2 separate regions of the Homo sapiens genome follow, and region 1 is linked to region 2. Evidence: chromatin loops called from intact Hi-C (ENCODE). Cell type or tissue: Caco-2. All regions are shown on one strand. Each heading gives the region's core, and the rest is flanking DNA. Links, peaks and the distances in the headings are about the cores only. Region 1 overlaps LOC124901579 (a long non-coding RNA gene). Region 2 overlaps SDK1 (sidekick cell adhesion molecule 1).

What was found. Hi-C counts contacts between places; a loop is a spot of excess contacts. Peaks named below come from ENCODE experiments on the same cell type or tissue, not always from the same donor. Only the 100,000 strongest peaks of a DNase experiment are listed, where the experiment ranks them.
Region 1: a loop joins it to region 2, with 16 times the contacts of the local background. A loop is called at or near these places in 8 of 110 quality-filtered maps.

What each region holds. Positions count from the first base shown.
Region 1 is chr7:4,471,571-4,487,695 of GRCh38, reverse strand. LOC124901579 (a long non-coding RNA gene) reads right to left here. Exons shown (of 2, transcript XR_007060198.1): 2 at 11,254-11,536. Among named protein-coding and RNA genes, the nearest start is that of FOXK1, 200 kb to the left of the region's middle. In Caco-2, for the core only: a CTCF peak has its summit at 8,094 (motif pointing right); a DNase peak (open chromatin) is centred at 8,155.
Region 2 is chr7:3,916,516-3,932,640 of GRCh38, reverse strand. All of the region lies in intron 5 of SDK1 (sidekick cell adhesion molecule 1), which reads right to left. Among named protein-coding and RNA genes, the nearest start is that of SDK1-AS1, 570 kb to the right of the region's middle. In Caco-2, for the core only: no CTCF peak of the experiment used is centred there; a DNase peak (open chromatin) is centred at 10,230.

The DNA of each region.
Region 1 (16,125 bases), core at 6,455-10,454, 560 kb before region 2:
CTACTAAAAATGCAAAAATTAGCTGGGCATGGTGGTGCACACCTGTAATCCCAGCTACTCGGGAGGCTGAGGCAGGAGAATCACTTGAACCTGGGAGGCAGAGTTTGCAGTGAGCTGAGATCGCACCACTGCACTCCAGCCTGGGCGACACAGCGAGACTGCGTCTCAAAAAAAAAAAAAACGAAAGAATTAGCCAGATGTGGTGGTGCGTGCCTGTGGTCCCAGCTACTCAGGAGGCTGAGGTGGGAGGAACACTTGAGCCTGAGATATTGAGGCTGCGGTGAGCTATGATTGCATCACTGCATTCCAGTCTGGGCAGTAGAGCAAGACCTTGTCTCTTAAAGAGAAAGAGGGAGAAAGAGAGACAGAAAGAGAGAGAGAGAGACAGCAATATCAGACAAAAGCAAAGAAAAATGAACTCTTTCTGAGCCCTTCCACTAAAACCTGGGTCCTCCCATTACCTTTCCCCACCTTCTTTCTTTCTCTGTGTGAAATTGCCTGGGTCTTTATCTCCCTTTATCAGGTTAGAGAGTGTCAGGCGTTCTTGACAAGCTCACGGGGCTGTTCTGGGGATCAAATGAGATTATAGATGGGCAAGCACTCAAGTTTGAAGTGCTACATCAATGTACAGGATTATTATTAATCTCTCATTGATCTCTTACTACAGAAAAAAAAAAAAAAAGCCTCCTCCCCTGGGGTTTCCATGGCAAAGAGACGGCTGTGACTCGTCTCCTCAGCCCTACCTCCTTTTCTCTGCTGAATCCAGCTCCAATGCAGGTAATGCCATCATCGCCCTTGTGATTTATGACGGAGGAGACCTCGCTGTCAATCAGAGGTTGTAAGCCCGTTTGGAATCAGGTGCATATATTTGTTTTGCTTGGCTCATTGAATGTTTTAAAATTATTTTTATTTTGTTGCCAGCATAGAGAAATCAGGAGAGTTACCAAAAAATAAATAAAATAAAAAATCCAGGTTTCTGACATCTTGGGAAAAATGTGAAAATCTGAAGAGCTGTCACTGCGGGGCCTGTGTTGCGTCTGCTGACCGAGGGGCCTTTCCCCACTGGCTGTGCTTGCTCAAGGGGTTTGCACTGTGGGCCTGATGGGAATGAGAAGCCGGTGTGAGCAGGGCGGGAATCAAACCCACCAAGGATCTCTTGAGGGTGTTTCTGAGCAACACTGAACAGCTTTAGGGAGTGTCTGATTTGGGTGTGAGCATGCACACTTATGTGAGTGTGACATTGTGTGTTCTTCCTGGGACCTGTAAAACCATCACCCCGTCACACTTCTGGTGAATTAAATGCTTCCAAAGTGCTGAGAGTGGTGGGGGGCAGAGAGTGCACGGCCAGGCAACAATGTAAGGACTCAGGGATGTCGGGTGCGGTGGCTCACGCCTGTAATCCCAACGCTTTGGGAGGCTAAGGCAGGAGGATTGCTTGAGGCCAGGAGTCTGAGGCTGTAGTGAACCATGATCACACCACTGCACTCCAGCATGGGCAACAACAGAGTGAGGTCCTGTCAAAAAAAAAAAAAAAAAAAAAAAAAAAGCCCAGCATGGGGGCACATGCCTGTAGTCCTGGCTACTGGAGGGGCTGAGGCAAGAGGAGTTCCTGAAGGATTCCTGGAACCCAGGAGTGCTGCAGTGGGCTATGATCACACCACTGTAGTCCAGCCTGGGTGACAGAGAGAGACTCTGTCTCTGAACAAACACTCAAACAAAGACTTAGAGAGGCCAAGTGAGGTGGCTCACTCCTGTAATCCCAGCACTGTGGGAGGCCGAGGCGGGCGGATAGCCTGAGGTCAGGAGTTCAAGACCTGCCTGGCCACCATGGTGAAACCCCATGTGTACTAAAAATACAAAAAAGTTAGCTGGGCATGGTGGCGCATGCCTGTAATCCCGGCTATTCGGGAGGCTTAGGCAGATGAATCGCTAGAATCCGGGAGGCAGAGGAGGTTGCTGTGAGCTGAGATTGTGCCACTGCACTCCAGCCTGGGTAAAAAGAGTGAAAATTCTGTCTAAAAAAAAAAAAAAAAAAGACTCAGATTTGAAAAGGTGCAAGTCTAGACATCAGTCTATAAAAATGTTGTGTTTTTAAGAGAAAAAAGCCCAGATAAACCTGAAGTGTAATCAGATGAGAGGATCCAGGAGGATGAGGCTTCTAGAAACCAGCACGTGAGATGAAAACATCCTGAATTTCACAGGGCTGGCTTCACTGTGTTGAAGATACACAATTCCAGACACAATCAAACGCAGCTTTTTTTCCTCCTACTTCCACTTTCGCCCATCCCCCAAATTGAGACTGGATTGGCCGTGGTTTTTTGGTTCACTCTTATGCAAGGGACAGTCCCAGGTCAGTTTCAGAAGCAAAAGCAGTCTCAAGCCAGTTGAGCAACACTGAACAGATTGTCTAATTTGAGACGTTAATTAAAGCTCCATGCTGGATTCAGCATTAAATCCCCCTTCTAGTTTGGGGCTGCTTTGGGCTGGAAGCCTGCGGAGGGCAAGGGGAGACCTGGCTGGTGTCTTCCCTCCATGGTCCTGCTTCCTCCCTGCCCTCTGCAGCTTAGAGAGAGGAGGGACAGGGCAGCTCGCCATTGTGGATGTTGTCAGCCAACTCCTGACTCTCTGAACCTGGAGATCAGATGTGCAGACATCCCTCTCTCTTCTCTCTCTGCCCTTTTTCTCTCTCCCCACCTCCTCTCTCTCTCACTCCTCTCACCTCTTTTTCTCTCCCCTCCTCTTTCTCTCTCTTCTCTCCCTTCCCTCACCTTCCCCCTCTCTCCTGTCTATCCCCAATCTTTCTCCCTCTCCCTCTTTCTCTCTCCCTTCTCACTCCCCTTTCTCTCTCCTTCCTCTCTCTTCCTCCTCTCTCTCTCCCTCCTCTCCCCCTCTCCCTCCTTTCTCTTCCTCCTCTCCCTCCTCACTCTTCCTCCTCTCTCCTCGTTTTCTCCCTCTCCCTCTTTCTCTCTCTCCCTCCTCTCTCCCCTTCTCTCTCCATCCTCTTTCTCCCTCCCCTCTCTCACCTCTCTTTTCCTCCTCTCTCCCTCTTCTCTCTCTCCTCTCTCTTCCTCCTCTCCCTTTCTCTCCCTCCTCTCCCCCTTTCCCTCTCCACTCTCTTCTTCCTCTTTTCCCCTCCTCTTTCCCCCTTCTCTCTTCCTCCCCCTTTCCCTCTCCCCCTCCCCCTTTCTCTCTCCCCCTCCTCTCTCCCTTTCCTCTCTCTCTCTTATCATTCCCTGCTCTTTTTCTTATTTCTCCCTGCTCTCTTTCTCTCTCTTGTCTCTCTCCCCTCCTGTCTCCCCCCTTTCTCTCTCTCCTCTCCTACCTCCCCCTTTTCTCTCTCCCCCTTCCCATTCTCTCTCCCTGCCTTCTCTCCCTCTTCTCTCTCTCCCTCTACTTCTGTCTCTGAAACCAACCTAGTAGTCCCATAGACAAGTTTTTTTGTTTTTTGGATAAACATAGAAGTTGACCCATCTGATCAAGTTCTTAAAGCTTGAAACTTGGCTTTGTTTTATCTGAGTTCCTGTTTTCTTACACATAGTTACATTTCTTCCCTGCTAAAGAAAGGCCTTTAGTGGGTCAAGAAGATGGATTTGAGACTGAGCTCCCATCTCAGCTGCTGCACCCGATTAAAGCCTTCTCCCTCAGCAACACTCATTGTCTCAGTGATTGGCTTTCTGTGCAGTGAGCAGCAGGGCCTAGACCAAACCCCTGGTGTTTTGGTAACATCTCTCCCCCTCTCTCTTGTCTTTCCCTCTTCTCTCTCTTTCCCTCCCTCTCCTCTTTCTCTCTTTCTCCCTTTCTCTCCACCTTCTGCAACTCTATACAGACTCCCTACTGGGGGCTCTTCCCCGGCAGTTCCCTTAGCAGAGGCAGATGCATATCTCTTCTGGGCAGTTGTTCCAGATTGCTACTGCTACCCAACAAATCAACCCTAAGCTTAGCAGCTCACAACGACCATTTTTGTTTTGCTTATGATTTCATGGGTAAGGAATTTGGGAAGGGTTTGGTGGGGCGGTTCTTGTGCAGGGCCTCTCATGGGGTCACCAGCCCAGAGTGCTGGGGCTACAGCATCTCCAGGCTGCATGGGGCTGGATGTCCAAGGTGGTGCACATGGAGGGCTCAGGTGGGCTGTGGATTAGATGCCCACAGGTGGCCTTTCCAGACAGCTGGGCTCTGAGAGGTGTCCCAGGGACTGGCACTCATGCCCAGAGATCCAGGTAGCCATGTCCTCAGACTCCTCAGGCACATAAGTCAACCAGCTGGGGGTTAGGACACATCACACGTCTTAGGAATTGCTGGGCTTCCTTCCCCTAGGACTTTTCCTCTTGCTTTCCTACAATTTGCTACTTTCCAGCTATATAAGGAGATTTTTAAGCAATGGAGAGAGAAGTCTGTCCTCTTATTTATTTATTTATTTATTATTAGTATATATATATTTCTTTTAGAAACAGAGACAGGGAGGCCAGGTGCAGTGGCTCACACCTGTAATCTCAGCACTTTGGGAGGCCGAGGCGGGTGGATCACCTGAAGGCAGGAGTTTGAGACCAGCCTGGCCAACATGGTGAAACCCCGTGTCTACTAAAAATACAAAAAAAAAAAAAAAAAATAGCTGGGTGCGGTGGCCGGCGCCTATAATTCCAGCTTGGGAGGCTGAGGCAGGAGAATTGCTTGAACCTGGGAGGCAGAGGCTGCAGTGAGCCAAGATCACACCATTGCACTCCAGCCTGGGGCACAGAGTGAGACTCCATCTTAAAAAAAAAAAAAAAAGGAAATAGAGACAGGAATCTCACTGTGTTGCCCAAGCTGGTCTTGAACCTTGGACTCAAGCAATCCTCTTGCCTCAAACTCCCAAAATGCTGGGATTCCAGGCGTGAGGCACCGTGCCTGGCCCATCTGCTTCAATTTAATCTTGGACAGCCGCTCTGCAAAGAGAATTCTAGAAAGAAACTGTGCCCCTGTGAGGCAGGAAAGTGGCTCTTCTGTCCAGTCCAGTGTCCCAGCATAAGCTCTTTCTAACTAAAATCCGAATCTAAAACCAGAAACCAGATTACTTAGCAAAATGCCATTAAATACAATTTGGGGTACATGTCAATATCTTTTAAGCCCCTTACCAAGCTGTCCTGAATCCTCCCTCCAGCACTGTTCAGTCTCAAGATTACAGCAATTGTCCCCTTCCCTCCCCAAACCCAGCAAAGCTTGGCTCATGGTGGGTGTCTTTGCCTGCCTGGCTTTTTGTGTCTAAAATTGAACCGTGATACTTCAGTGTCATTGCAGAATTCCACCTGAGTTTCCCCACATTTTAGTCATTGCTTAAGAACTAAGGCCTTTCTTTTCTTTTTTTAAAAAACCTTTTATTTTCAGTGCAGGGGTACTTGTATAGGTTTGCTGTATAGGTGTATTCATCCATTTTCATGCTGCTGATAAAGACACACCCAAGACTGGGGGCCGGGCACGGTGGCTCATGCCTGTAATCCCAGCACTTTGGGAGGCCCAGGCGAGTGGATCACAAGGTCAAGAGATCGAGACCAGCCTGGCTAACATGGTGAAACCCCATCTCTACTAAAAATACAAAAACTAGCTGGGCATGGTGGTGGGCACCTGTAGTCCCAGCTGCTTGGGAGGCTGAGGCAGGAGAATCGCTTGAACCCGGGAGGCGGAGGTTGCAGTGAGCCGAGATCACGCCACTGCATTCCAGCCTGGCGACTAAGTGAGACTCCGTCTGGAAAAAAAAAAAAAAAAAAAAAAAAAGATGTACCCGAGACTGGGCAATTATTTATTTATTTTACTTTAAGTTCTGGGATACATGTGCAGAACATGCAGGTTTGTTACGTAAGTATACATGTGTCATGGTGGTGTGCTGCACCTATCAGCCTATCATCTAGGTTTTAAGCCCCACATGCATTAGGGATTTGTCCTAACGCTCTCCCTCCTCTTGTCCCCCACCCCCCAACAGGTCCCAGTGTGTGATGTTCCCCTCCCTGTGTCCATGTGTTCTCATTGTTCAACTCCCACTTATGAGTGAGAACAAGCCGTGTTTGGTTTTCTGTTCCTGCATTAGTTTGCTGAGAATGATGGTTTCCAGCTTCATCCATGTCCCTGCAAAGGATATGAGCTCATTCTTTTTTATGGCTGCATAGTATTCCATGGTGTATATGTGCCACATTTTCTTTAGTCTATCATCGATGGACATTTGGGCTGGTTCCAAGTCTTTGCTATTGTAAATAGTGCTGCAATAAACATACATGTGCATGTAAGAATGAGTATTTTATAAAGAAAAAGAGGTTTAATGGGCTCACAGTTCCACGTAGCTAGGGAGGCCTCACAATCATGGTGGGAGGTGAAAGGCACGTCTTACATGGTGGCAGACAAGAGAGAAAGAGAGTCAAGCAAAAGGGGAGACCCCTTATAAAATCATCATATGTTGTGAGACTTACTCACTACCATGAGAACAGAATGGGAGAAACCGCCCTCATGATTCAGTTATCTCCCACTGGGTCCCTCCCACAACACGTGGGAATTATGGGAGCTACAATTCAAGATGAGATTTGGATGGGGACACAGCCAAACCATATCCACAAGTGAACTCGTGTATATACCCAAAGGAATATAAATCATACCATAAAGACACACAGAACTCCTTCACAGTGTGCAACTTTCAGAGGCTATGGGATGGGGCCACTTCCCAGAAAGGAGAGGGCAAAGGAACTCCTGGTGGAGAGGGGATCAGAGAGTGGGTCTGATGAAGTCTAGATGATGTCACGCATATGTTCACTGCAGCACTATTCACAATAGCCAGGACATGGAATCAACCTAAATGCCCATTAATAATAGACCGGATAAGGAAAATGTGGTACATATACACAACATAGAATACTATGTAGCCATAAAAAAAGAATGAGATCATGTCCTTTGCAGGGACATGGGTGGAGTTGGAGGCCGTTATCCTTAGCAAACTAACGTGGGAACAGAAAATCAAATACTACATGTTCTTACTTACAAGCGGGACCTGAATGATGAGGATACATGGACACAAAGATGGAAACAACACACACTGGGGCTGGCTATTGTTTTCTTTTCCTTTTCTTTTTCTTTTTTTTTGAGACAGAGTCTCATTCTGTCTTCCAGGCTGGAGTGCAGTGGCATGATCTTGGCTCACTGCAACCTCCACCTCCCGGATTCAAGTGATTCTCCTACGTCAGCCTCCCGAATAGCTGGGATTACAAGTGCCCACCACCACGCCTGGCTAATTTTTTTTTATTTTTAGTAGAGACAGGGTTTTACCATGTTGACCAGGCTGGTCTCAAACTCCTGACCTCAGGCAATCCGCCCAACTTGGCCTCCCAAAGTGCCGGGATTACAGGAGTGAGCAGCCACGCCCGGCCTGTTTCTTTTCTAATAAGAGCAACTAGGCTTGCCTTTCCGATCTCCTCACGGGGGGGCATCAGGTAGTGGATTTAAGGAAGCATCTATTGCAGCACTAAAAACCCATGCGTCTGTAACCCAGAGCCAATCCAGAGTTAAAAATGGAGAGCAAGGATTTTCAACTATTTCAACAATTTCAAAGTGGTTGGTGTTTGGCTATATCTCAGTCCATCGCATCATGTCACACTGAGATTCTATAAACTGGAATCTACCTTCAGGACTAGCAGGGTCCACTACTGGGGCGGGGGTCTGCAAACCTTTTCTGTAAAGGGCCAGAGTGCAAATATTTCAGGTTTTGCTGGCTCTGTGGTCCCCGTTGCAACTATTCAACAGTGCTGCTGTAGCAAGAAAGCTGACACAGACAATACATAAACCAGTGTGGCTGTGTGCCAATAAAACTTTATTGACAAAATGAGCAGTGGGCCGGATTCAGCCCATGGGGTGTTGTTTGCTGACCCCCGGTCTAGTGAAACCAGGAAGTCCAGCGAAAACCTGCGGGTGAAAGTAAAATGCCACCGAGTCAAGGGAGTAAAGTTCTAGTCCTAGCACCACCCTGACTAGCTCTGTGGCCTGAGGAGTATCCCCCATGTCTCTGGTCCTTCTATTCCTCAATAAGCACAGGAGGTAATTGTAGGGTTTGAGGGGTTTGGAGGCTGAGCAAAGAAAAAGACATGACCACAAGATGGCAGTAGAATGCATACGTTTTCTTTGGTCAAAGCCTTGACAGATTTGCTGGAGGGGGCGGTCCCTCATGGCATGCAAACTTCAGAGGCTATGGGATGGAGCTACTTACCGGAGGGAGGAGAGCAAGAGAACCTCTGCTGGAGAGGGGATCAGAGAGGGATCTGACGATGTCTAGGCAATGTTGCTTAGTCCCAAGTAGCCGGGACTACAGGTGTGTGTCAGCGTGCCAGCTAATTTTTGTATTTTTTGTAAAGAGAAGGTTTTGACGTGTTACTCAGGCTTGTCTTGAACTCCTGGGCTCAAGTGTTCCTCCTGTCTTGGCCTCCCAAAGTGCTGGGATTACAGGTGTGAGCCACTGTGCTTGGTCAGGCTAATTCTTTCTTTTTTCTTTTATATATACATATATATATATATATATATATATATATATATATATATACATGTATATATGTGTATATACATTATATATATATTTTAACTTAATTTTTGTGGGTACATAGTAGGTGTATATATTTATGGGGTACATGAGATATTTTGATACAGGCATGCAATATGAAATAAACACACCATGGGGATGGGGTATCTATCCCCTCAAGCATTTATCCTTTGAGTTACAAACAATCCAGTTACACTCTGTAAGTTATTTTAAAATGTAATTAAAGCCAGGCTCATTCTTTTATTTATTTATTTATTTATTTAAGATGGAGTCTTGGTCTGTTGCCCAGGCTGGAGTGCAGTGGTGCAATCTCTGCTCAGTGCAACCTCTGCCTCCCAGGCCCAGCCTCACGACTCGCTGGGATTACATGCACATGCCACCATGCCCAGCTAACTTTTGTATTTTTAGTAAAGAAAGAGTTTTGCAATGCTGGCCAGGCTCGTCTCGAACTCCTGACCTCAGGTGATCTGCCCACCTCAGCCTCCCAAAGTGCTGGGATCACAGGCGTGAGCCACCACGCCTGGCTGCTATGTTCCTTCTTAAGCCACTCTCAACTCCAACTTCCTTCCTGATTCTAGGATGGGCAGGTGGCTCAGGGCTTGGCTAATCACAGCCTGTGTCCCCCTGCACGCATAAGCCCATCAGGCTGATGAGGGACAATGAGCATTTGGTGGAACTGTTAGTAGAAGGGTGGCCCTTTCCCACTGGACTGGAACTGGGAAGACAGAAGTAGCTGATGGAGGTAACCTGCCTCCGTGTAGGGCCTGAGGATGAGAGCAGTGTGGAGGAAGGCAGCCTCCACACAAGGACAGACTCAGTCCTGTGAGCACTGTTTAAACCCCTGCTCCAAGCCTTGTCTGCTGCCAGGCGTGTCTGAACTTTTCTGTAACACGAGAAAGTCAAGTCACTTCTTTCTGTAAGCCACAGGGAATCAAGTTGTCTGTAACTCTCAGCTGGTATGACACTAATTGATACATATATTCTTTCTTTTTTCTTTTTTTTTTTTTTTTGAGACAGAGTCTCTCTCTGTCACCCAGAATGGAGTGCGGTAGCTCGATCTTGGCTCACTGCAACCTTCACCTCCTGGATTCAAGCAATTCGCATGCCTCAGCCTCCTGAGTAGCTGGGATTACAGATGTATGCCACCACACCTAGCCACGGATAGTTTCATGCTTTATTTCTTGTCCTTTGAGGAGTGGTTATTTTATTATTGTTCCTCCAGTAGTTTAGGAACAGATTAAAGAAGTTATACATCTGTTTCTATTTTTCTAGTAACTACCCTTTAACAGATTAAAAAGTTATACATCTATTTCTATTTTTCTTTTTTCTTTTTCTTTCTTTTTTTTTTTTTTTTTTTGAGATGGAGTCTCACTCTGTTGCCCAGGCTGGAGTGCAGTGGCATGATCTCGGCTCACTGCAAGCTCCGCCTCCTGGGCTCAAGAGATTCTCCTGCCTCAGCCTCCCAAGTAGCTGGGATTACAGGTGCCCGCCACCACGCCCAGCTAATTTTTTTGTATTTTTAGTTGAGATGAGGTTTCACCACGTTGGCCAGGCTAGTCCTGAACTCCTGACCTCAGGTGATCCACCCGCCTCAGCCTCCCAAAGTGCTGGGATTACAGGTGTGAGCCACTGCGCCTGGCCTAAAATGCTAAGTTCAAAATAATTTTCATCTCCAAAACTTTTGAGGTTACTGCTCTGTTGTCTTCCGGCATCCATTGTCCCCAGTGAGGAGCAGAACCCAATTTAATTTTTGTTTCTTTGTAGGGAAATTTCTTTTCTTTTCTCTTCTTGTCTTTTCTTTTTTCTTTTCGACAGAATCTCACTCTGTTGCCCAGGCTGGAGTGCAGTGGTGTGATCTTGGCTCACTGCAACCTCTGCCTCCTGGGTTCAAGGGGTTCTCCTGTCTCAGCCTCCCAAGTAGCTGGGACTACAAGTGCCCAACACCACGCCCGGCTAATTTTTGTATTTTTAGTAGAGATGGGGTTTCACCATATTGGCCAGGTTGGTCTCAAACTCCTGACCTCAAGTGATCTGCCCACCTCAGCCTCCCTAAGTGCTGAGATTACAGGCGTGAGCCACCATGCCCACCCGGGAAGTTGCTTTCTTTTTCTCTCTCTTTCCTTTCTCTCTCTTCTCCCTCCTTCTCTCTCTCTCTCCTCTCCTTCTCCTTTCTTCTCCCTCTCTCCTCCCTCTCTTCTGCCTCTCCTCCCTCTCCCCTCTCTCTCCTATTCCCTCTCTTTCCCCTGCTCCCCTCTCTCTCCCTCGGAATTTTTTTTTTTTTTTTTTTTTTTTTGAGACAGAGTTTCACTCTTGTTTCCCAGGCTGGAATGCAATGGTGCCATCTCGGCTCACTGCAACCTTCGCCTGCCAGGTTCAAGTGATTCTCCTGCTTCAGCCTCCTGAGTAGCTGGGATTACAGGTGCCCGCCACCACGCCTGGCTAATTTTTTGTATTTTTAGTAGAGACGGGGTTTCACCATGTTGGCCAGGCTTGTCTTGAACTCCTGACCTCAAGTGATCTACCTGCCTCAGTCTCCTAAAGTGCTGGGATTACAGGCGTGAGCCACTGCACCCAGACTGCTTTGAAATCTTTTGGAACTTACTCTTCACCCCTGTTGTTGTGAAATTTCCCAGTGCTGCCTGTAAGCGCTTATCTGTTTCACTCACTGTGATCAGCTTCCAGTGAACTCATTCAACACACATACATGTGTCTTCATTTATCTCTGGGTAGTTTTATTTCACTATTAATTTTCTCTCTCTCCTCTGTTCTGTCAATCCTTCACACAGGAAATTCACATGAGATGCCTTTTGAGCAGCTTGATTATTGGGGCCATAATTCATTTTCAGGTGCATTGATCTATTCTTCACCTGGTCTGTTGAGCTCCATGTTGGAACCATTATTTTAAATTTCTGAGGGTCCTCATGGTTTACTTTTCTTTATTCATCACCCTCCACACAAACATACATGCTGTCCCCTCACCAGGCATTTCTTTACCTGTGGAGACAAAACATACGAAAACCAGAAACCTTCTCAGTGTTACTTGGACATCATGCATTCATAGTTGCTCTTCACTTTGGTCATGCATAGCAAGGTCAGAAGAAAGGAACAGAACTGGAAGTTGTACTGTTTTTGTTTGTTTGTTTGTTGTTTTGTGACAGAGTCTCGCTCTGTCACCCAGGCTGCAGTGTAGTGGTGCGATCATGGCTCACTGCAGCCTCCACCTTCTGGGTTCAAGTCATTCTCCTGCCTCAGCCTCCCGAGTAGGTGAGACTACAGGTGTGCGCCACCATGCCCACCTAATTTTGTATTTTTAGTAGAGACGGAGTTTCTCCATGTTGGCCAGGCTGGTCCCGAACTCCTGACCTCAGGTGATCCACCTACCTTGGCCTCCTAAAGTGCTGGGATTACAGGCGTGAGCTACCGTGCCCGGCCATGATACTGTTTGTTTATTTATTTATTTATTTATTTATTTATTATTTTTTTTTTTTAAAAACTCCTGTCAAGGGTAAAGTTACCAATCTTGCGCTCACTTTGGAGCAACACAAGACTTCGTCTTCTCCTCAAAGTGGGACAAATGAACTAAATAGACTTTTTCTGAAATGCTCTACGACCTCTACTCTGCCGTTCCCCTTGTCGCACAGCTCTGTCAGTGAGGCTAAATTTAGATTGTCCCGTTACGAAACCAGGACATTCCATTTTTGTTCAAACAGGAATGACACAGAAGTCAGTTCAGCTGCTTTTAATTCATAAAACAGATGCAAATGTATCTGAGGAAATAAAAGCCGTTAATTGCAGTGTTATTTATAATGGCACAAATTGGAAACAACCAAAGTGGCCAAAAGCAGGAGAAAAGAAAATGAATCATGGGGTACTCAATCAAAGAATATTATGTAGACATCAAAAATGACAGCTACGAAGGCTCAGGGGCAAGACGGTAAGTGCTAATAGGAGGCTACGTGAAAAACAGGACTTAAAATTATACACGTGCTACTACGACAATGACGCATATGTCAAACGCACTGAAAAACAGGAAAAAATGAAAAAAAGTGGTAATGAATCAGGATACTTTTCATGGGGAAGTTTTTTTTGTTCGCTTTGTAAAGCCAAAGCTTTGCCATGTGAGATAACTTTTAAAAGATTAAATTATTAAGAGAAAGAGAAATAGAGAAAGAGAAAAAAAGAGAAAGAAAAAAGAGAGAGAAAGAGAAACAAAGAGAGGCCAGGTGCCGTGGCTCACGCCTGTAATCCCAGCACTTTGGGAAGTCGAGGCGGGAGGATGGCTTGAGCCCAGGAGTTCAAGACCAGCCTGGGCAACATAGTGACACCTTATCTCTACAAACAAACAAACAAACAAAATACAAAAATTAGCCAGGCATGGTGGTGTGTGCCTATGGTCCCACCTGCTCAGAAAGCTGAGGCAGGAGAATTGGTTAAGCCTGGGAGGCAGAGGTTGCAGTGAGCCAAGATTGCACCACTGCATTCCAGCCTGGGCGACAGAGCAAGACCCTGTCAAAAAAAAAAAAAAAAAAAAGAAAAGAAAAAGAAAAAGAGAGAGAGAAAGAAATACAGAAAGAGAGAGGGAAAGAGAAGAGAGAGAGAGAGAGAAATATATACATAATATATACAGAGAGAGAAAGAAAGAGAGCCAGAATTAAAATGACGGTGTTTGAGTAAACATTGCAATAGAATTGGTTTTTGTTTTTGTTTTGTTTTGTTTGTTTGTTTTTGAGATGGAGTCTCGCTCTGTTGCCCAGGCTGGAGTGCAGTGGGCTCACCTCAACCTCCGCCTGCCGGGTTCAAGCAATTCTTCTGCCTCAGCCTCCCAAGTAGCTGGGACTACAGGTGTGCGCCACTATGCCCAGCTAATTTTTTGTATTTTTAGTAGAGATGGGGTTTCACTATGCTGGCCAGGCTGGTCTTGAACTCCTGACCTTGTGATTCACCTGCCTCGGCCTCCCAAAGTGGTGGGATTACAGGCGTGAGCCACCACGTCCTAAGAGTGGTTGTGTGTGTGGAATACTTGTTGTGCCCTGGCCTCTTTAGTGACACAGTGGCTCACGCTGATCCAACCAGAGCTGCATGCAGTGGGACAAGCTCGCTGCTATTTGCCACCACTGATGGGTCAGGGCTTAGCATGAACTCTAACAATTTCTAGCCTCTTTGAGTTAAAATAAACTTCCTATTACTCAGGGTATGATTCAGGAGCTAGAATCTTCCTCTTTGTTCTGTATAGGTGGCCTGGCGCATGCCACCACACCCAGATAATTTTCGTATTTTTAGTAGAGATGGGGTTTCATCATATTGGTCAAGCTGGTCTCAAACTCCTGACCTCAGGTGATCCACCCGCCTCGGCCTCCCAAACATGAGCCACCACGCCCGGCCCCTCCTTTCTCTCTCCTCCCTCTCCCTCTCTCTCTTTTCCCTCTCTCTCTCCTCTCCCTCTCCTTTCTCCTCCCTGTCTCTCCTCTCTCTTTCTTCTCTGTCTTCTCTCTCTCCTCCCTCTTTGTCCTCTCCCCTCCTCTCTCTCTCCCTCTCTGTCTTCTCTCTGTCTCTCTTCTCTCTCCTCTCCTCTCTCTCTCCCTTTCCCCTGCCTCTGTCTCTCTCCCTCTCTGTTTTGGAATCTTTTGGGACTTCCTCTTCATCCCTGTTGTTGTGGAATTTCTCAGCACTGCCTGTAAGTGCTTATCTTTGCATTCACTGTGATCAGCTTCCAGTGAACTCATTCAACACAAATTCTCCTACTGACTAGTATTGCTACTAAGCTTTGAGCTCCAGTTGAAATGGAATGCCTGACCCACGGAGGCCCGATCCCAATTTCTTTGCTTGATACACCTAGTTTAGGTGATCGGTCAAGGAGCTCTAGGACTGAACTCCAGGCCTGACAAGTCAGAAGGGTCCACAAAGCCTTCCCTGTCCGATGGATGTGGGGGCATTGAAGACGGCCGTTGGCCGAGCCCCAGAGGTAACTCAGCCTTCTGTGACAAAGTCGCAGCTCTCCCTGTGAGACAAACCGTGTCTCCCTTTCTGCTTCCTGAAGCAAAGCCCAAGTGACCAGCTCTTTTGGGGCCTTTTGTTCACAAAGGTTCCCCTAAATGCCTGAGTCTGGCTGAGCTGAAACCCAGTGGCGTCTGCGCCAGCCATCCAGTCTCCGTCGAGCAGAACCTGTAGAGGCTACGGCCACTCAGCAGGTGGAGCTCAGCTGCTAGACCATGGCAAATCCGAGACAGCCTGTTAGGGGTGGGAACTGTGGAAAGAGACAGTGGTCGCTGGTGGAGCAGACTGGGTCACTCATGCAGATGGCTCGGCACTGACCGTGAGAGAGGAGAGGCAGGCATCCTGCAGGACAATGAGGGCTGCATTCGCCGAGTGCCTGCTGTGTGCTCTGATGAGGCCCACGGGAAGCAAGCAGCTGAGAGAGACTGTAACTCATTTTCAATTTTTCACAAATGAGGCTGCTGTGAACATGTGTGCTCTGACGTCCTATGTACGGGGGCTGGTGTAGAGTCAGAGAGGGAGAACTCTTGGATGGAAGGGTAGGAGAATTTGCTATTTTTACAGATGCTGGTAAATTGTCTTCCAAAGCAGGGTATGAGTGTTCCCATCTCCCTATGCTTTAAAAAAAATCAAGACAGGATCTTGCTCTGTCACCCAGGCTGGAGTCTAGTGGTGCGATCATAGCTCACTGCAGCCTCAACCTCCTGGGCTCAAGTGATCCTCCCACCTCAGCCTCCTGAGTAGCTGAGACTACAGGTACATGCCATCATGGCTAATTATTTTATCTTATTTTTTTGTTGTTGAGACAGGCTCTTGCTATGTTGCCCAGGCTGGTCTTGAACTCCTGGACTCAAGCAATTGTCTTGCCTTAGTCTCCCAAAGTGCTGTGACCACAGGTGTAAGCCACTGCACTTGGATCCTATGCTTTTTAACGTAGGATTTGAGAAATATTTTAACTGAAGTATACAGCATTTGAATTATGATTTTTTTTACAGCATTTGAATTATGATTTTTTTTTTTTGAGATGGAGTTTCGCACTTGTTGCTCAGGCTGGAGTGTAATGGCACAATCTTGGCTCACTGCAACCTCCGCCTCCCGGGTTCAAGTGATTCTCCTTCCTCAGCCTCCCGAGTAGCTGGGATTACAGGCATGCGCCACCATGCCCGGCTAATTTTTGTATTGTTAGTAGAGATGGGGGTTTCTCCATGTTGGTCAGGCTGGTCTTGAACTCCCGACCTCAGGTGATCCACTCGCCTGGGCTTCCCAAAGTGCTGCGATTACAGGTGTGAGCCACTGCACCTGGCCCTGACTTATGTTTTATTATACAATGTTTTTATTTAAAAACTCTAGTTTTGGCTGGGCGTGGTGGCTCACGCCTGTAATTCCAGGACTTTGGGAGGATGAGGCGGGTGGATCACCTGAGGTCAGGAGTTGAAGATCAGCCTGGCCAACATGGTGAAACCCTGTCTACTAAAAATACAAAACTTAGCCGGGTATGGTAGCACATGCCTGTAATCCCAGCTACTTGGGAGGCCGAGGCAGGAGAATCGCTTGAACCCAGGACGGGGAGGATGCAGTGAGCTGAGAAA
Region 2 (16,125 bases), core at 7,732-11,731:
ACCGCTATATCAGACTTACCCTTGGGTGTCACAACAGAGGTACAAACAAATCAGGAAGTCTTCAGAGAAGAAAATATTTCTTTTCCCGTCTGCCCCAGCTTCCTTTAAATGAATAAAGTCAGTCCCACGGTGCAAGAATAGAGTACTCTGCTAGAACAAGGCATTTTCTGATATGACCCAAGGTTATCTATTTAAACCAACTGGTTCTCTACTCAATCTGCTACGAAGCAAGGTTTTTTTCCTAAATGTCAACACAATCTCATCTATATTTTGGTTGAAAATCAACACTGACAATAAATCTAAAGTTGACGACAGAGAGAGGGAGGGAGCACCAGGCGGAGGCTGTATGTGTGGAGTGAAGTGCACAAAAGCACAGCTAAGATCCCTCCTAAGATACTCACTTACGGGCATATTATCACAAGCATTAGTGAGGGGGGAGCTACTGCTGCTAGAAACATAAGTAGTCTGTTCACATAGACTGGAAGGCAGGTGAATAAAAAATGAAGTCCTAATTCCATTTATGTGATTGTTCAAATATATTAAGAACCAAGCTGGTCAGTGTGGGCCTATTAAAAACGTGGCAGGTCAATGATTACTCAGCAAATCTGGACTGTGCAAACTATCAATCCAAACCAATGAACAGTAAGAGTGGTTCAGGCACCCAGCAACTCATGCCGTTTTAAAGCAGGGTGATGCCCAGCATGAATAACAGCTGTATAGCAAATTTATAGAAAATCCAAAAGTAATTATGGCAAGTCAATTACAATAGGCACTTCTACCAAACCTCTCCCAAAGCTTCTAATAGGAGAGCGTCATTTGTTTCTTTAAAAATTTCACTTGGTCTCTGTTCAACCTATGGAAAAACTCATACATAAGAAGTAAAACGCCCCATAAGTCGGCACGGAGAGGGAAAGAGAAAAAAACTAGGCACTTTGGTAACCAGCATAGCTCAAATCCACAGCATAGACCAATCAACCTAGGGATGCTGAGCAAATATCACTGAGGAAGATGGCGGGGAGTTTAAGGAGCTTAGGGTGTACCCCACATGCCTGAATAGAAAGCAAGGATTTCCCGCAAAATTATTCTTCCAGAACAAAGGAGGGACTTGGTTAGCTACGCAGTTGTTTACTTACTCTTTATTGTTTTGGGACGTTGAATACTTATAGTTCCTTGATGTTGGTTAGGATAGAAGCCCCATAAGGTTTTGAACCTCAGAGTCTGTCATTCTCAAAGATGACACAAATAAGAAATTGATCATCTAAAACCATGGCAGAGGAAGTGTTCATCAATATAGTTGTATGAACATTTGCACTTAGGGTAGGAATATGTGAGGAAAGAAAATGCCCCAGACTGATAGAATATTTCTTCCATTCTGGGTACTACCACTTTTAAGTGTTTGGTTGTGAATTTCTCATTTGAGAAGCTCTGGTTTTACTTAAGACATGAAAAAATTAAAATGGGTTGATCTGCTCGTCCATGGGGTGCCCCTCTGGTTAGGAACCGAAGCCCCAAGGATCCTGTCTTTGGCTGAATCCTTATAACGTCTCTCGGATTAGAAGTGCTCTCCAATGTCTTCATTTTTATGCACACTTATTTAGAAAAGAAATGATTATACATGTCCATCTGCTATTATTTACATAAATAAAAATAATTCAGCAAGATGTGCAAAAATCACTGTTCTTTTACAACTAGACTTTTCTAAGAAATGGCTATAGATAAGATGTTCTAACTGATGCTGAAAATACAAATCTTAAATGCATTTATAAATATCTTTTCTTGTTCCAAACCTAGTACAACTCTTATTTTACTCAGAGAGACTTTTCTTTTTTCTTTTCTTTTCTTTTCGGTGAGACAGAGTGTCACTCTGTCACCCAGGCTGGAGTGAAGTGGTGCGATCTCAGCTCACTGCAACCTCCGCCTCCCAGTTTTAAGTGATTCTCTTGCCTCAGCCTCCCAAGTAGCTGGGATTACAGGTGTGTGCCACCATGCGTGGCTAATTTTTTTGTATTTTGTCCTTTCTGATTAATTAATTTCAACCCACTTACGAATTAGCTTAATTTGATGCCAGGATTTTCAGTCTCTGAGCACTGGAAACCACATCTGGCTTTACTGCTGTTCTTGAGACCTGTATCTTTCATTACTGGAAGCCACGTCTGGCTTTACTGGTATTCTTGAGACCTGCCTCTTCCATGTCAGTGCTTCTCAAACTTGTGTGTGTACGTGATTCAGCTGGGGATCCTGTTCAAGTGCAGATTCTGCCTCGGCAGGGCTGGGGTGGAATCAAGACCCTGCATTTCCACTCCACACCCAGGTGAAGCCAGGGCTCTGGCCATGCTCTGGGAGTCTAGTTCTGAGTTATTCGAAGAAAAGGGCATGTTTTCCAGCACGTGGTGAGTTACTCAGCTCCTTGTTCCTGAAAGTGGAGCAACAACCAGCACCACAGACCTCTCCTAGGAGCTGGTTATAAAGGCGAAGTCTCAGTGGGTGTCACTCCAGACCCATCGAATCAGGACCTAAATGTTAACGAGCTGCCTGGGTTACACATACATCACCTCAGCGCCTTCTCATTCAGTGTGAGAAGTTCTGTGCTGGGTGGGCTGAGTCTCCAAGTAGAACTGCATTCACCTGTTTACCAATTAGGTAAAGAAAATAAATAAATAAAAAATAAAAACACCATGCTTTCAGGAACGTGACACGCCGGCTCCCCTCACCTCCCATCATGGGTAAAAGCTTCCTGAGGCCTCAAGAGAAGCTGAGCAATGCTGGCACCATGAACAGCCTGCATGACTGTGAGCCAGCTTCCTTATAAATTACCAGCCTCAGGTATTCCTTTCTATCAACGCAAAACCAGCTAATACACCTCTCCACCTATCTACAAATGACCTCATCAGCCATCTAGCACCACAAACCCCACCATCCTTCAAGGGCTGGATCAAATCTCACCTCCTCCAAAACACTCCCTATCACTCTGACCTTTCCTCCAAATCCCTACAACCCTCCAGGAGTATATTACAAAAGATAACACTTCAATCAACATTTTGTTCAAAGGAGTTTAGAACAGTCCCACCGCTTTAAGGATGCCAAGAAAATCCTGAAATTAACCTTCAAACACAGTCTTGGGGAAAAGAAAAGAAACACAGGAGCCCTATTTATAGGTTCCTTATAAGTTAAGGAATAAATACGGAATGCTTTTCTGATTGTTGGATCTCCAGAAAAGAAAGAACAAGCTAGAAGGTGTGAGAAAGACATAAGCAACCCCGCCAAATGGGCAGGTGTGAGTGCCTGGTGCATGAAGATCAATCGTGTTCAAGCTGGCAGATTACAGCTGGCCAAGCGATCAAAGTCCACAACACACCGAGGAATCTGTAGATCAAGAGCAACGCTTCATCAAGTCAAAATAATCAGTGACGGAATTTGGCGGCAAGCTTGCTGTTAAGGATGGTAAGAGGATGAATATAAGCCAACTTCAGATAACCGTTTAACCAAGGGCAAGGACAAATGCATTGGTTTCCCACCCATAGTAAAATCCTGAGGCAGCCTAGACTCCTTCGAGGGGCATTCCTCTCCATCTAGAGTTGACATGGGGAAGGCTAACTGTGTCTGATGTGTCCTCTGGTGACACTGAGAAAGAATAAGGAACAGGGCAGAGAGTTGGGTCTAGTGAGACAGGTTTTATGTTCTTAAAATAAGCCCAGGGCTGTGCTGCAGTTCAGCCGAGTGACAGAATGCACGCGTGGGGTTTCCCCACCTGGGCATGACTCTCAGCTCTGCCACTTTGCTGTCTGAATTTGAGCCAGTTCCTGACCACCTCTGGGACTTAGTTTCCTCATCTGTAAAGCGGGGTAACACCCTCTACCTTGAAGATTCCTGTAAGTGTGAAGATTAGTGAGAATGCATGTGAGGTACTGAACCTGGTCCTAGGGGCAGATTAGGGGATGTTGGTTATTGCCTTTGCTATCATTGTTGCTATTGTTATTCTTACCATTATTGGCATTCCACCCACCCCCCCCAAAAAAAAACTTTTATTGAGTTCAAGTCCCACAAGTCCTGCTGGAAATGTGGCGTCTGCCTACCAAAAAAGCCTTCTGTTTCTACTGCAGAGTAGAATTAAAGCTAGATAAAATCAGTCCTACAATTTCATATTTTTTTGACCTGAACTTTTCTTCACCATCCTTTATTAACAAAGTTTCATCATTACCATCAAATAATATTTGTACGTGTAGATAAAATGTGTGTACATTAATAAAATTAACTTATGAAAGGTTTCTAAGTTGTAGAATTGAGGGATTTTAAACTAAATAATACTATTGGCTCACTGTGGGGAATTTTATACTGCAAAATAAATAAATAAATAAAGGTTTAACTATCTAGAGAATTCAGACCGAAAAAACTCCACTTGTACTTTAATCAACGAGCTTGGCAGGCCTGATGGTTCTGGATACAGTAGATAATGAGTATAATTTATATTAACGGAGAATTCTATTAATTTTCCTATACCTTTTTTGAAGTTATATCATTAATTGCTATTAATGCTTCCTAATCAAGACAGAGGCAGTCACTGAAACAATTAACCTATTTCTGAAGGTGCAAATGGAAAGATAAGTCGTCAATTTCCTAGTGTTTTTCCTCTGCTGCAACACTAGCTCAGTTTCTCTCACTAAACATTCCTCTACTGAGCACCCACAGCAGCTGCTGCCAGCAATCAAGAGAAAACAAAGAATCTGCTCATTTGTAAGGGTCATTCCTGTAGTTCTGCGGTGAGGAACAACCATTTGTTAACTTAGGAAAGAACCTCAGTTGCAACCACGATTTCCATTATCTAAAGACAGTAAGTGAGCCAGGTTCCTGCGGAGAAGTATATACCTCAGAAATCTATTTATGAAATTTGACGACATTATTTTTACTTCTGAGCAGAATACTCCAAAGTGGCCAAAGTATGTTCAGGCAAACAGGTTGGACATGACAGTGTCAGAGGAGACAGATGGACTCTTGGCTGCAGCAGCTGTTGGCTGAATTTGGTCTTCAGCCATGGTGGACCATCACCCTCTGAAATGACAGTGTCACGGGAGAAGCGCAGGCTTTGAGGCCTCTGACTGTGAAGTCTAAGTCCTGCCTTGGCTGCCCATGAGCTCTCTGACCCTGGCAGGCTTCTGTTTCCTTCCAAGTTCCCCTTTACTACAGGAGAAAAGGGGTTATGCTTATTTTCCAGAGTTGTTGTGAGAACAAAATATGTACGATGCATATAACACAGCAGCCAGCACACGGTAGGTGCTCAATAAATGAAATGCTCCAAAATACCTAATGAAAAATAGGAGGGAAACTAAAGGGCCCAACATTTCCTGAATTTAAAAAAAAAATTCTATTTCAATTAGCAATATGGTTGCTTTGGAACGTTACTTTTTTAAGAAAAGAATTCTGGAATACCAGCACGTTCCTAACTTTTTTCCATTTAGTGTGATGACGTCAGACCTGGTTCAGTAAGATCTCGCAGGCTATTTCTGGGCCGCCCAAATCCAAACTATGAAATCTACACTGGAGAACAGAGTGTCAGCCCTACCTGCCCATCACAGGAAATAACGGAACCCCACTGGTGGACAGTTCAGGAATTCCTCTGTGGCTGAGAGCGCGGTGGAGGCATTGACGGGCCCCCAAGTTAAGCCCTAAAGGTGCTCAGGCTACTGGAGCAGACTTTTATTAAGTTCATGTCCCATAAGTCCTGCTGGAAATGTGGCATCTGCCTACCCTTGCCCCTAAATGCAAAAGGCCTGTGGTTCCTGTTTTACAGGTAAGAAGCCTGATGTGGCCTGGGTCACACAGTTGCTAAGTGGTTGAGCCTGAACACAAAGCCAGGTCTGCAGATGCCACAGCCTGTGTTCTGAACCACCGTGCCTTACGGAGTCGTAGAAAGTGGTGGCTGGTATGTGACAGCCTGGGCTTTAAGGGATGAGTCTAAAATCAAAACAGGACCTCACGGTGGCTCACACCTGCAATCCCAGCACTGTAGAAGGCCAAGGTGGGCAGACAGCTTGAGCCCAGGAGTTCGAGACCAGCCTGGGGAGCCTGAGGCAGAAGGATCACCTGCGCCCAAAGAAGTCAGGGCTGCAGTGGGCCGAGATCACACCACTGCACTCCAGACTGGGTGAAAGAGCGAGATCCTGTCTTTAAAATAAAATAAAAACAATTTCATGACGTTTCACTCTAACCAATCCCAGAGAAAACTGGAGAAAAGACAATAGAAACAAATGTAACAGCTGATAGACAAAACATAACAGACTCAAGGTATGTTGGGTGCCTACTGTATGCCAGACACTATGCTAAGTGTCTATAAAGTGCAGATTGTCATTTTCATTGCTCATGACAGCCCCAGTGATTTCATTCCTTCTGGCTGAGGGTTTAAATGAGTGGCCAAAGGGTCCCTGATGCCTGTCTGTACCATCTAGAGGCTCAGCACCAAAGCCATGCCCTTCCCACGGGAATGCATGCTTCTGTAGACTCCATCAGTGCTTGTTGCACAAAAAGGGATTTATCCAGGTGCTGGAAGACTAGGAAAGCCAGCTTGTGACTCTGCATAGGTGACACTGATTTCCCTGAAGTCACTCAACATCCTCCTCACAGGCCACACTCTCACGTGCTGCCCTTACACCCTCCTGAGACCCTCTTTACTTTAGGACCTGAAAAGGGATAACACGTTTGTTCAACATATTGCAAAAACCTACTTGTGGCAATACAGAGTATTGTTAACAGCACAATTCCAAAAGATAATTTCCGTTTCATCAATGGGAAAAGGGGGAGTGCCAATGGCTGACCCTATGTTTTTCAGCATGGTGGGAGGGCTGCGTGGGTGTCTTCTCAGCCGGCTGGAGCACGCACCTGCCAAGTCCTTCTGCAGCAGATCATTAACTCATCTTTCCCTCTGAGATGAGGCTCTGAATTTTACAAACTTCTCTTTAGCATTTCTTCAGCTGAAAAGAGAAGGAAGGATCCGTGTGCCTCATGCTGCCTGCCCACTGCAGGGTGCCCCAAGGCTGCCCTCTGAGCACCCTGTCTGGATGGCTGACAACAGCGAGAACACGCCGTCTCTGGAGAAGCATCCTGCATGCGTTCATCTGTCTCCACTCTGTATCTGGATTAAAACTGCTTAGTTTGGCGACGAGAGATTCATAGAGGCAGTCTCTCCTGATGAGGGTAGAAACGCCGTCGCTTTTGCCCTAACAGCTTGAGCAGGGAACCCAAGCATGCGTCACTGACTGCGATTCCTAAATGCAAACTTGAATGTGCTTTTTCTAAGCAAACTCAGAGGGCAGGGCTTCTACGCAGCTTCTCCTCCTCGCTTCTTTTTACTTTTTAAATAAAGGGCAAAGAGTTCTCAGCTTATCAAAGGTTCTTCCTGGAAGATGTGCTCTGTGTTTCTTCCTGTTCAGTCTCCTTAGAGTTCCCAATGGCAGGGGGTGCCATCTGGGGCTTCAGTCCTAAACTAGGCTGTGGGACAGCTCTGGGGCCCTGGTTCCTGGAGTGGGGTGTCTGGGGTTGTTTTATTACACGCTGAGGACAAGCAGACAGACTGAGCTACAACAGGACATTGAGAAAAGGGGAAAATGAGCTGACAAATCAGTTGTCAAGAATCACATTAAGAGTCTGGACCTTGCAGGTCCCAGAGCCCTGGAGAGGCTTAAGCTGATGTCCTCAGGCCTCCAGCTGGGGGAAAATGACAGTGGCCATTATTAGGAAGGCAGACCCCAGGCTTGAAGCACCAGACAAGTGAGTCGTCCACCATGAAGGCAGCAGACCCCTCACCTCTGTCACACACACACAGGAACAAGGAAAACAAACACTTCAAGTGGGAAGAGCTATGACAGCTAGGAGGAGGGCGACGGGTAAAGAAATTCATTAGTATCTTTCATGCCACTTGGTAAACCTGAAAATTAGCATGCCAGAACTCTCTGAGGGATGGGTTGTGGGAAAGCTACGGACGGACTGCAGGTGCCGGGAGGCCGAGGAAAAAGGGCTGTTTCTCCGGGAAGCTGGCGAAATGTCCCAAACACTACTGTCACTGGTAACAGATGATAACGTACGAGACCCAAACAGAATTCCTGGCAGCATCGGTCATTCTCCCTGTTTGTCGTCTGACAGTGAATGTGCATGTGACCAGGACAGCTCTGGGTGCAGCAGGGGTGGGGGAGATCACACCCCGTCACCACGACGTGCTCAGCTGTGGTTGGGAATGGCCACCCCATCCATTCACTCATCCAGTGCCATCCTTCTGCCCAAGTCAAACACAATTTGATGTCTTCCAAGAAGTCATCAGGGCAGCTGCGCTAGAAAATGAGAGCCTACAGTTCACTGTAACTGAATGAACTGAGCCATCCTAACTCATCCTCTCCTTCCACGCAACTGCTCCTCAGGCTGATCCACTGGATCTCAGAAATACTCAGGAGTCCACCTTTTCCCCATCCCCAATGCCAGACCCTCCTCATCCCCACCTGGATGGTTACAACAGCGTCCCCTTTACTCTGTAAATCTCCCTTAGGTCATCCAAAAAAAAAAAAAGAGGAATTTCTGCCTCCAGGTGATTTGAGCCTCCCATTCTGCACCTCTTCCTAAATCTCTATAGAAATATCCAAAGAAAAAATAGTAGGGAAATAGTCTGCATTTCTGCTGAGAATCAAAATCACGACCACCCACACTGGAGCTCCTGCAGGACAGCATGAGCAAGCCCTGTCTAAGGGAGAGGCTGCCCAACCTGAAATTCCCCACCCGCAAAAGACAAGTCCACCTGGACACGAAGTGAAAGGAACCCCTGAGGAACCCTGCAAACTCCACAGAGGTCAGAATTCCGGGTAGGAGCAGCTTGAGGGCTGAGGTACAGGCTGGGCAAATCTGCAAATGCCTCGTGAAAGTGCACAGATGTTGCCATGAGGGGACTAAACGTGAACTTGGACCTGGCTCACCCTTGCTGTGGCTGGAAGCCCAGTGGTGAGCAAATAGGCACTTCCCAAACTTTGATGGCACCAACCTGGAGGACTTGTGAAGACACACATTCCCAGGCCCCATACCAGAGTTTCTGAGCTGGTGCCTCTGGACCGGGCATTTCTGGCAGGTACTCAGGGGATGCCCACACTGCCAGTCCCGGGCTCCATTGAGAGAACCTCTTGAGCACACTAAGTGCTGGTGAGAGAAGAGTAGAGCCCGGGCAACTTCTCGATTATTAAAACAAACAGGGAAAGGAATTCCTTTAGCCCCGTAACAAACCTCCCTTCATTCAATTGCAGTGAACTGTAGGCTCTCAATACAGCCTGCACATTCATTAATGTGGCAAAATAAAAGTGAAGTAGCCCTGATAATAAAGCTCATAATAAAAAAAAAAGTCCATAATAATGGGATCAATTTAAAGAACATAAAGAAATATCACCCTTATGAAACAGAACATTTAAGAAATTTCTGAATTACACTGCTTGAGATCAACCAGAGAATCTGAATCAAATAACTCATTGAGAGGAGTCAATAACACACTGTAAATATGAAAATGGAATCATCTGAGATCAGAAAAGACTACTTTCAGATGAGAATACAATTGCCAAAATTAACAATGCAACAGAAGCTCGAAAGAACAGACTGGATAGTGCATACAATCAAATCAGTGAACCTGGCTGGAATCAAGAGTTTTCTCCAGAATTCAAAGAAAATAGATTAAGTTAGCTATGATGAGGAAAAGATAAGCAAAATGGAAGATTGACCCAAAAGATCAAATATAAGCACAGTAGGAATTCCAGAAGGTGAATACACTGTAAGTGAAAGAAACACATTAATCAAATTAACAACGTGGAAAAACTTCCCCGACTTGGAAAAAGATTTGCATCTTCAAATAAAATGGACTTACTGAGAACCAGCAAAGGGAGCGCCCCACCACAGTTGCAGCCCAGTAAAACGTGCACGCTTTGTAAGCAAATCAAACTGACAAGAGTGCAGACAGATAAAACAACATATCAATCTAAAGAAAAGAAATGAAAATCCCAAAACTAGATTTCTTCTCTGGGACATTAAACACAATAACAGAATGAAGTAACATCTACGGAATGTTAATGAGATTACATTGTTTCAGAAATATTCTAAAGATGTCAGTCACTGGCCATACTCATTTCTCAAGGAGTCAGAGAGTTTTGTTCCATGTGACACCCAGTGGTATTCGGAGGAACATCTCACGACCAGCCCTGACTCAGCACTTACTGGTTTTCTTGCTGTAAGTAAATCCGGCACAGCCGATTTCAAGCTCCCAATATGACGTCAGTGAACTTGGAGCTGGGAGGAGGTGCCCAGGGTCAGCTCTCACTAGCTGGGGTAAGTGGGCTCCAGCACATCCCGACTGAATCCTGCTCCCAGCCCCCAGATCCATGGCTGCCCGAGCTTAGCTGGCCAGAACTCAGGACTGGTGGGAATCTGCCAATCAGACTCACCTTCTCCGGCGTCTTAACTAAAAGGCAGAGACTACCGTCAGCCACTGAAGCTGAGGGGCCATGACATAAAATTGAGTCTTATGGCAAAAGAAGTAAGCAAACCAGGCTGGTAAAGAAGAGAAGGGTGGCAGAGAGGCACAGAGGAGCATGGGTGAGAGGCCCTGCGGCTCCTGAGTAACAGGGGCTGGAATCCAGGGAGCTTCATTGCTTATTTACTTATTTTGGAGACAGGGCCTAACTCTGTTGCCCAGGCTGGAGTGCACTGGTGTGATCTCGGTTCACCACAGCCTTGACCTCCTGGGCTCAGGTGATCCTCCCACCTCAGCCTCCCAAGAAGCTGGGACCACAGGCACGCACCACCATGTCCACCTGATTTTTTTTATTTTTATAGAGATGGGGTCTGGTAATATTGCCCAGGCTGCTCTTGAGCTCCTGGGCTCAAGTGATCCTCCTGCCTCGGCCTCCCAAAGTGCTGGGATTACAGGCATGAGCCACCGTGCCTGGCCCGGGGAGTTTTAATTTCTAGTCTCTCAACAGGCCTGCAGGAATCAGCTTCTTGGCGCCTTTAGATTCCCTCATTTCCTTTTGTTCATAAAAATCCCCTCCCTCTACTTTTAAGCTGGAGCTAGCAAGTCTATAGAGAAGAGAGGTCTAGTTCTTATAGCTAAAGAGCTTAACTAGAACATCGTGTAACACAACAATTCCACTTCTGGGAATTTATTGTAAAGAAATAATGTTGATGTTTGCATATATGTAGCTACAAGAATATTTGCCATTCCGTCTAATGTGGTGAAAGCCAGGAACCAATCTAAATGTCCAATGATGGAGACAGGTTAATAAATTATGATACATTTGCTAAAAAAAGAAACTAGGCAGTTATTGAAAATGATAACATAGTTAATACTACAGAAATAATAAAATATGAAGTAAAAATGTTTACAAAACAGTGTGTGCTGTATGATCTCATTTTGCTAAAAAATGTATTTTTTATTTGTATGAGACATGAATGAAAATGTTCATAGCCACATGTCTGGGTTGTAGAATTATGAGTTACATATATGTCCTTTCTGTTTCTCTGTATTTTCTAATTTTTCTACATTTAACACTTATTGCTCATCTAATAAAAAAGAAAAATGAGCTCTGTGTTCCCATAGTACCTAGTTTATATCTCAACTCTAGGAATTGCAAACTTGATCTATAGTTTATCTGTTTCTATGTTGGCTTTCATTTGAGGGCAGGGGTGGTATTTAATCACTTGTGCCCCTCAGTGCCCGCTCCTGGCACAGAGAAGGGGCTCCAGTTGTTACCAAACGCCTTCTTCAGCACTCAATTGCGAGATCCATCTTCCCGTAAATAACCTCCGAGCAGTCACTTTATGTCCCATGCAATGCCATCTATTGTTATTTATCCTCCTCTTCACTCTCACTGCTCCCCCTCTGCATAGTCTCCCTTTACCCTGGGTCATCTTATCTGAGGCCATTAGAAATTAATCCTAAAACAGTCACTCCCGAATCTCCACCTGCAGCCCCAGCTTGCAGTTTAAGTGCCGCCTTGCCTCCGGATAGTTCCATCTTGGCAGCTAGAATGCAACGAATCCAAGCAGAACTTCTGTTTTGTCTTTTTTCCTGCCCTCCCACCTTAATCTGTTCCTTACATACTCCTGAGCTCTGAAAAGATCACCCTCACTCCTCTAGTCACTCCAGCTAGAAACACAGTCTTAGAAGCTACTCCCTGGCTCTTTCTCCCCGTAGATGACCATGTCATAAATCCCGCTGACCTTGACCTTGACCTTCCCCCCAGACTCCCAAGTATGTTCCCCTCTTACCACTCCTGTCTCAGTCCAAGGCCTAATGACATCTCACCTGCAAGACTGCAAATCTTTCCTTCAGATTGGTCTACATGCTGCAGCCTGTGCCATCTTCCTAAAACACCCCTAGGCTAAGATCTTTCAACGAATCACCCCGACCCACAGCATGAAGCCCAGAAGACTCAGGATGCACAGCGTGATCTTCCCCTGCTGATCCTCAGTGCTGCTCTCCATCATTTTCCCGGACACGACCCGGTGGGGGTGAACTCACCGCCATTCCTGAGCTGTCTCAGTGCCCCTGCACGTGGCTTCGTCTGTCTGTGCTGCCCTCTCCCCCAGTCCTCTGAACCACATCCTTTCATCCTGAAAGTTCTAATTGCCATCCACTCCCTAAAGCCTTCCCAGAGCTGGTGGTGCCCCCTCTGCTGTGACCCCAGAGCCCAGGTGCTTACTCTAGTGGCCAGTGCCACTGGTCACATCTGATTGGTGTTTTGCTGGTCTCTTCCTCAGAGGGATGTGACCTCCCTGAGGTCCAAGTCTGTGTCTGAGACGTGAGGTATGAGTGCAGCCCGGTGTCTCACGCAGCCTCTGACATGTAGCAGGTCCTAATGAATTAATTACACCTTACAGTTCCCAACAAAACCATACGTTCTTTCAAGCTAACAGCTGTTAACTACTCCACAGGGCCCAGTAGAGCAACATGGAGTCAGTTAATAAAGCAGAATCTTTAAGCGCTCTAAGAGCCGGTGCTCCATTGAAATAGATTCTATGGAGCACAAAACACGTGGTAAGATTTTGGTCAATGCCTCGACATTATGGATATTGTCTATCTTTCAGTTCACCAGGGAGGGTGCTCTTTCAGTTCACCAGGGAGGGTACGAGTGCAACTCCAGTTCCTCTGACCTCCTCTCCTTCCCCTCCAATTGTCATCTGTCGTCACTTGACGGGTGTAGGGCAGGACACACAACTTTTCTGATGCCTGACCTGCAGCAGTAGATGGTTCCCATGGCAGCAGCAGAGGCAAACACCTGACTTAAAGAGCAAGAGCAAGACTGGGACACCCACACGGGCTGCAAGGCCGGCCATGCACCCCAGATCTTGCCTTGGCAGAGGAACTAATTGTGCACTGCACACTGACATACCCTCATTATGGCCTGGGGGAGAAGCCGGGCTCATGGAATATTCAAGGAACTCTAAGTTGTTCAGTTTGTAACATCAGGCAGGGGGAAGGTGAAAGGAGGCAGAGGGAGATGAAGCAGCTGAGATAGATTATGTGAGATGGAATATAGTTAATAATAGTAATTATATTAGTGATAGCATACATTATTCATATTTAGTTAACAGTCATTATATTAGCAATGATAGTAATAGTTATGAGTTAATGGGCTAATGATGATTATGGTGAATGTTATAATAATAATAGATAGAAGAATAATTCTCCGGTAACACATCAATCTGAAAAGCAGTGAAATGTGGAACTGCAAGTGGCACGAATATGTCCATGAGAAGAATAGAGTGTGAGAAGCCATGTATGTGGGAAACCGTCAGAGGATAAATGGGGCCAACTAAGACAGGAAGTCTCTCGGTAGAACCGCCGGTCCAGCGTCATTTCCTGCAGAGACCTGAGTGGCATGCAGGTGTCTCCTGAGTGCTTCAGGGCAGTGGTCCCAGCCTTTTTGGCACAGGGACTGGTTTCACAGAAGACAGTTTTTCTACCAATGTCGGGGGGATGGTTTCAGGATGATTCAAGTGCATTCCATTTATTGTGCCCTTTATTTCTATGATTATTACATTGTAATACAGAATGAAATAATTATACAACTCACCATCACGTAGAATCAGTGGGAGCCTTGAGCTTGTTTTCCTGCAATTACGGTCCTATCCGGGGGTGATGGGAGACAGGGACAGATCATCAGGCATTAGATTCTCATAAGGCGTGTGTAACCTAGATGCCTCGCGGGCACAGCTCACAATAGGGTTCGTGCTATTACGAGAATCTAATGCAGCCGCTGATCTGACAGGGGGCGGAGCTCTGGTGGTAATGCCAGCGATGGGAGCAGCTGTAAATACACATGAGGCTTTGCTTGCTCACTCGCTGCTCCCCTGCTGCTGTGCAGCCTGGTTCCTAATAGGCCATGGACCGATACCAGTCTGTGGCTGGGGGGGTTGGGAACCCCTGCTCCAGGGTACCGCGGTGTTGAGAGGGAAGACACGTGGCCCATGCTACCCCCAGATTCCTGATCTTCTGTTGAGTTTGAGGTGAGAGGGTAGCCCCTGGGATGGCTGAACTGAGATCCAGTCTAAGAAAGGTTCCTCTGTTTTGTCTACCTAGAAGGGGACTCCAACAAAACTGTGAATTACACATAAGGCCCTTGAAATGGACTTTCTTGGGCCCTGAAACAGAAAACTAGAAGTACAACAGAGGTGGTTTCTGCTTTACCGAGGGTTTGATCAAAATCCCTGAGCCCCAAATCTTCCCATCTTTGTATGGAGACCAGAAACCTTGAGTGCAGGAGGAGGTGTGTGTGCAGAATTGTGTGTGCATGCACTTGCCACGCTATCTACATACATGTGCATGTGTGTAGATAATGTGCATGTATGTAGCAGGAGAGAAGCCTGTCAGAAATGAAATTCATGTCTAGGAAGTCTCAGTTTTTCCTCCTTGTGGGCTCTGGAAATAGAATGTGTGACTTATGCTTTTAATTTGACAGCTGGTCCCATAGACGTTCCTCTAACCCTGGGTAAGGAGTGTGGTTCATCAGGCTTTACTCAAACAGAAGCCATGACTTCCTGACTGCCCACACCCCCACTTCCTTCTTAGCAGGCCTCTGCTCTCAGAGTCCGTTTTACCTGCTGGCCCCTGAAGGACAACCTGATGCCCCTGAGCACAGGGAGGGGCTCACCTGTGAGTTCCACAGTGCCCCAAAGTGCAGCCCGTGTCTTGGGGAATCTGTCACACCTTTCTGTACCCTGGATGCAATGAGGCTTCCCGTCTACCCTGGAGAGAAACCCTCAAAGAGGACACCTGATATCCCAGCCACCCCTGCATCACACTCATAACTACCAACAGAACACAGAGGTTCAATAAATATTAGCTAAGTGCATAATGAATGCTGACTTGGAAATAGAGACACCTGCCTATAAGACAAGGGATAGAAATCAGAGACGTATGCTTTCAAGTGATTGATTTTTATTTAGTGACAAAAATAAGCCTGAAAAGAATTTTGAAGGTGTATGCTCCATGAAACAGACTGAATTTTTGTATGTTTTATACTATTTCAGGATTCATTTGATAGAAAACAATTATGTTGTCATCAGTTTGTTAAGGGATGATGGGAGTGTTTTTAGATGGAAAAGATTTGCCCCCAGTCTGTGAGCTTTTGGGCCTAGAATAGTCATCAAAATGGTGAAATGTCAGGCACTTGCCATGATAAGCAACTTTATACTATGAGTCTGCATCTGTGCCTGTATCAGGAATTGCTATATAAGCTAAAGTCCTCTATTATCTATCTATCCATCCATCCATCTCCCTGACAATCTGTCTGTCTATCTATCTATCAATTAATAATCTACAATTTTCCCTCTTCTATCAGCTGGAAGGTAAAATGAAGGGTAATGTAAAGTATATAGAATTTGGGAAGAATATTGCTAAATTTCTCTAATACATAATTATTCAAAAAAGAAACTGCTATTCAATATTTTCCCTAGAAATGCAATGCACACACACACATACAGAGGCAAAGTACAGGCAAACAGAAATAATTCCTAGCTGTCTCTTAAGTAATTAGTTGAGGCCATGTTAAATCTTACCTAAGAATTGCTTAAAACAACTGATTTGCCTATCACATCCACAGACAGTTGACTTTC